2 separate regions of the Homo sapiens genome follow, and region 1 is linked to region 2. A link is an interaction called in ENCODE POLR2A ChIA-PET data of the cell type or tissue named here. Cell type or tissue: Panc1. All regions are shown on one strand. Each heading gives the region's core, and the rest is flanking DNA. Links, peaks and the distances in the headings are about the cores only.

Evidence for each region. Peaks named below come from ENCODE experiments on the same cell type or tissue, not always from the same donor. Only the 100,000 strongest peaks of a DNase experiment are listed, where the experiment ranks them.
Region 1: POLR2A ChIA-PET joins it to region 2 with 6 read pairs; 6 of 35 experiments call an interaction of 5 or more read pairs at or near these places.

The regions. Positions count from the first base shown.
Region 1 is chr6:43,109,740-43,112,546 of GRCh38, reverse strand. All of the region lies in intron 1 of PTK7 (protein tyrosine kinase 7 (inactive)), which reads right to left. Among named protein-coding and RNA genes, the nearest start is that of PTK7, 35 kb to the right of the region's middle. In Panc1, for the core only: no CTCF peak of the experiment used is centred there; no DNase peak of the experiment used is centred there; H3K27ac peaks cover 623 bases.
Region 2 is chr6:42,907,803-42,910,609 of GRCh38, reverse strand. No RefSeq gene overlaps it. Among named protein-coding and RNA genes, the nearest start is that of PTCRA, 6.8 kb to the left of the region's middle. In Panc1, for the core only: no CTCF peak of the experiment used is centred there; no DNase peak of the experiment used is centred there.

The DNA of each region.
Region 1 (2,807 bases), core at 233-2,732, 200 kb before region 2:
TTGAGAGAGGCAGAGAAGGGGAGACTGAAAGACAGAGAGAGAGAGACAGATAGACAATGTGAGACCCGGGCCCTGGCAGACAGATGGAGGAGGTAAGAAATCAACACGCAGAGACACAGACAGAGAGACACTCCCAAGTAGTCCCAGCTACTTGGGATGCTGAGGCAAGAGAATCACTTGAACCTGGGAGGCGGAGGTTGCAGTGAGCCAAGATCACGCCACTGCACCCCAGCCTGGGTGACAGAGGGAGACTACGTCTCTAAATAAATAAATAAATAAATAAATAAATAAATAAATAAATAAAACTGGCTAGCAGCAACACCTGCTCTCTATCCTGCAGAGCCTCTACAAGGATGAAATGCCTCTGGAAAGTTTACAAAACATGTAACTGTAAGGTGCTGGCATACAGTGTAGATGCAGGGTGGAGATGAGGTTAAAAGTTCAGAGACTGGAGTCAGACTACCTGTATTCAAATACACTCCCTCACTTACCAAGAGTATGACCTTGGACAAGCTGTTTATCCTTTCCATGCCTTCATTTTTGTATCTATAAAATGGTGCTAATAGGCCAGGTGCAGTGGCTCACGCCTGTAATCCCAGCACTTTGGGAGGCCAAGGTGGGAGGACTGCTTGAGCTCAGGGGTTCAAGACCAGCCTGGGCAACACAGTAAGACCTCATCTCTACTAAATATTAAAAAAAAAAAAAAAAAGAATTAGCTGGGCATGGTGGTATGCACCTGTGGTCCCAGCTACTCAGGAGACTGAGGTGGGAGGATCACTTGAGACCAGGAGATCAGGTTGAGGCTGCAGTGAGCAATGATCGTGCCACTGCATCCCAGCCTGTGTGACAGAGTGAGACCTGTCTCAAAATAAATAAAATAAAAGATGCAAGTAACAGTACTGGCCTCATAGGCTTGTTGCAAAAAGAAAATTCACATGGTAACAGAGGTAGCAGTGTGAAACAGTGCCTGGCACATAGGAAGTATTATGTGAGTTTGGACTCTTAGCCATTATTTATTGTCATCATTATATTCAGGATTTTTTCATTTTTTAGAACCTGCACTCCATCACAACCATCCCTAAGCCAGCACTGGCCTTTGTCAGCATTCCTCTACACAGACCATTTGGAGATGCTAAGTGCCTGCTTGATTTCCCTCATCCAATCTCTGCTGTAGTGGTTCTCTCTGAACAGACACCCTGAGGTCTGAAGCTCTGTCCCTCAGCTGCCTGATGCTCCACCTGATCACTAAATACAGGTACGTGGGACTCCACAGTTCAAGAGGTGCCACCCTGTGCTGGTGAAGTTCAGAGGGGTAGCTACTGATTGCTGGCAGCTTTGCATTCTGTCTACCTTGGGCACCTCCAGACAATGCTCTGCTTGCATTCCTAATAGGGGTGCAGATTAGCAGTTGCTTATAGTTTCATTTACTTCCCCCAGAAGCTGTTCAAAACAGAAGTACCTTCAGCATGAACCAAAATCAGAGTGAGCCTATCTGGGTGAAAATGGACCCAGTCATCTTGGTATGAAGCAGGCCTCTGGCCTCAAGGAACACAAACAGTTATTAGGTGAAGAGAACACAGTAATGTTCATGCACCAATGAATGCCTAGAGATCACTATTAGACTTCAGCTTTCCGATCCTAGGAGGCCCCGCCAACAGAGGCCTGGAAAGTCTATGCTATCTAAAGGAGAATGCCTGACTACGTAAGATACAAGGTAGAAATGACCGTCAGCAGCAATGACAAGTCAGACAAATGACTTTAAGTAAATGACAGAAGAGGGGTTGCTGGCCTTGATATATGAAAAGTAACAAATCATTCATAAAAACTGTTAAAATTCGGCCAGGCACAGTGGGTCAAACCTGTAATCCCAGCACTTTGGGAGGCCGAGGCGGGTGGATCACCTGAGGACAGGAGCTCAAAACCAGCCTAACATGGTGAAACCCTGTCTCTAATAAAAATACAAAAAAATTAGCCAGGCAAGGTGGCACATGCCTGTAATCCCAGCTACTTGGGAGGCTGAGGCAAGAGAATCGCTTGAACCCAGAGGCGGAGGTTGCAGTGAGCCAAGATTGCGCCACTGTACTCCAGCCTGGGCACTAAGAGCAAAATTCCATCTCAAAAACAAAAACAAAAACAAAACAGCAACAACAACAACAAAAAAAAAACCTGCTAAAATTCTAATAGAAACATGGTCAAGACAATATGAAGAGTTCTCAAAACAAACATAAATGATTAATAAATATAGGAAAATACTCCAGGCCAGGCATGGTGGCTTACACCTGTAATCCCAGCACTTTGGAAAGCTGAGGCAGGCAGATCACGAGGTCAAGAGTTCGAGACCAGCCTGGCCAGCATGTATTTTGTATTCTAAACATACAAAAAATTAGCTGGGCATGGTGTTGCGCGCCTGTAATCCCAGCTACTCAGGAGACTGAGGCAGGAGAATCACTGGAACCTAGGAGACGGAGGTTGCTGTGAGCCAAAATCACGCCACTGCACTCTAGCCTGGGCGATACAGCGAGACTCTGTCTCAAAAAAAAAAAAAAAAAGGCCGGGCATGGTGGCTCACGCCTGTAATCTCAGCACTTTGGGAGGCCGAGGCAGGTGGATCACGAGGTCAGGAAATCGAGATCATCCTGACTAACACGGTGAAACCCCGTCTCTACTAATAATACAAAAAATTAGCCGGGCGTGGTCGTGGGCACCTGTAGTCCCAGCTACTCGGGAGGCTAAGCCAGGAGAATGGTGTGAACCCGGGAGGCAGAGTTTGCAGTGAGCTGAGATCACGCCACTGCACTCCTGCCTGG
Region 2 (2,807 bases), core at 302-2,801:
AAATAGCTAAATAAAATATGGTGGATATGCACGATGAAATAGTATACAAGCCTAAAATGTTCATTCATTCTTTCATTCAGAACCATTTATTGGTCTCTGCCTTTTTTTTTTTTTTTTTTTTTTTTTTGAGACAGAGTCTCGGTCTGTCACCCAGGCTGGAGTGCAGTGGCACAATCTCGGCTCACTGCAACCTCCACCTCCCGGGTTCAAGCGATTCTCCTGCCTCAGGCTCCTGAGTAGCTGGGATTACAGGCGCCCACCACCACACCCGGCTAATTTTTGTATTTTTAGTAGAGACAGGGTTTCACCATGTTGGTCAGGCTGGTCTCGAACTCCTGACCACGTGATCCGCCCACCTCGACCTCCCAAAGTGCTGGGATTACAGGTGTTAGGCACCAGGCCCGACCTATTGGTCTCTGCTTTATGCCAGGAATTGGGGCTGGGGATAATCAGACAAAAAGAGATGCTCTCAGCAGTCAAGAGGGAAGAGACAGGTAGGGGACCTGGAGTGTTAACAGATACTGTGCCTAAGCAACACACTACACGCACGCACACACACACACACACACACACGCCCACACACCCAAGCATAAGTGCAGAGTTAGAGGGCGGGGTCCTGGGGGAGGGGCTCTTTCTTGTAGAGTGGGTGGGAATCAGAACAAGTGCTTTAGAAGTTTATACTTGGGGGCCGGGCGCGGTGGCTTACGTCTGTAATCCTAGCACTTTGGGAGGTGGGCTGATCACAAGGTCAGGAGATCGAGACCATCCTGGCTAAAACGGTGAAACGCCATTTCTACTAAAAATATAAAAAATTAGCCGGGCGTGGTGGCACACACCTACCCAGCTACTCAGGAGGCTGAGGCAGGAGAATCGCTTGACCCCACGAGGCGGAGGTTGCAGTAAGCCGAGCTCACACCACTGCACTCCAGCCTGGGCGACAGAACGAGACTCTGTCCCCCCCCAAAAAATTTATACTTGAGGCTTGACGCAGTGGCTAATGCCTGTAATCCCAGCACTTTGGACTTTGGGAGGTTAAGGTGGGAGGTGAGGCGGGTGCGGTGGCTCACACCTGTAATCCCAGCACTTTGGGAGGCCGAGGCGGGCGGATCACAAGGTCAGGAGATCGGGACCATGGTGAAACCCTGTCTCTACTAAAAATCCAAAAAAAATTAGCTGGGCACGGTGGCGGGCGCCTGTAGTCCCAGCTACTCAGGAGGCTGAGGCAGGAGAATGGCGTGAACCCGGGAGGCGAAGCTTGCAGTGAGCCGAGATCGCGCCACTGCACTCCAGCCTGGGCGACAGAGAGAGACTCCGTCTCAAAAAAAAAAAAAAAAAGGTGGGAGGTGAAGGATTGGTTGAACTCAAGACTTCCAGACCAGCTTGGGCAACATAGCAAGACCTCTCTCTACAAAAAAATTCTTCTAGTGGTTATAGACGTTAGATGTAATAGTGAGGAGGCCTCTGCCACCCCTCCCTCTTGGTGGTATATATGACTGTGGTTTTGATTTAAAAAATATACTGCATCGGCCGGTCATGGTGGCTCACACCTGTAATCCCAGCACTTTGGGAGGCCGAGGTGGGCAGATCACAAAGTCAGGAGTTCGAGACCAGCCTGGCCAATATGGTGAAACCCTGTCTCTACTAAAAATACAAAAAAAATATATAAATAATTAGCTGGGCGTGGTGGCGGGGTGCCTGTAGTCCCAGCTACTCGGGAGGCTGAGGCAGGAGAATCGCTTGAATCCGGGAGGCGGAGGTCACATTGAGCTGAGATAGCGCCACTGCACTCCAGCCTGGGCGACAGAGCAAGACTCCATCTCAAAAACAAAAAACAAAACACCCTGCATCCTGTAGGGTAGCACCCTACCCTGCCAGAGGTAGTGTCCCAGCTGTGCTCTAATAGAGGCCAATCTACCATTCTATCCAGCCAGCTGCTTCTGGTCCATGGGGTACATGGTAAGGCCAGTGAATTCATTGAGTGTGAGCTCATTTGTACATTTCCTTGGCTGTAACATGTATTGCCCTGGTTGGAGGCTATATTATGTTGAATGCCATGCTGATGGATATGGCATTCAGTAAGTCCATGAGTGGTGGTGCTGATGGAAGCACTGTAGGTAGAGACAGCAAATTCATACATGAAATATGTGCCTATCCTCATGAAGATAAAATACAGCCCCTTCGTGATGGGAGGACCCAGTCAAACCAATCTACAATGAGGTGAGAATGATGCCCAATCAGGGACTCAGCACTAGGCTGTGAGGAGGTCGACGCTCAGCACTGGCCACAGCCAGATCAGCCTCAGAGAGGAGAAGACTCTGTTACTGAGCCCAGACATAGCTTCCATCCCTGTCACCATGGCCACTTTATATCTTTGCACAAGCCCTGGGGGCAGCTGGGAAAGCAGCTGACCATCGTCCACAGGACTGTCATCTTGTCCACCTGGTGATGATTTAGTCCCTTTGCCTTGTTGTGGGCTATTATATCCACCTTGCCTTTGTTAAGTAAGCATCACCATTTGGCCTTTGTACCACCAAGATGCTATTATTCTCATTGAGATCAGGGAATCCAGTTCCACTGATCCATCCAGCACACCCCACTAGCTCTCTAGTCAAGACAGGACAGTCATCAGAGCAAGTCAAGGATGCTGGTGGCCCTCACGAACGCATTTCTTAATGCTTTCATAAAGGGAGTGTTTTCCAGACCCTCCTAAAATATGTGGCAGCAGTGGCTAAGAAGGTGCGCATCATAGATCCAGTCCAGCATTCCCGTCTCCCGGGGACTTCTGATTCCTTCTTCTACAGAATGCC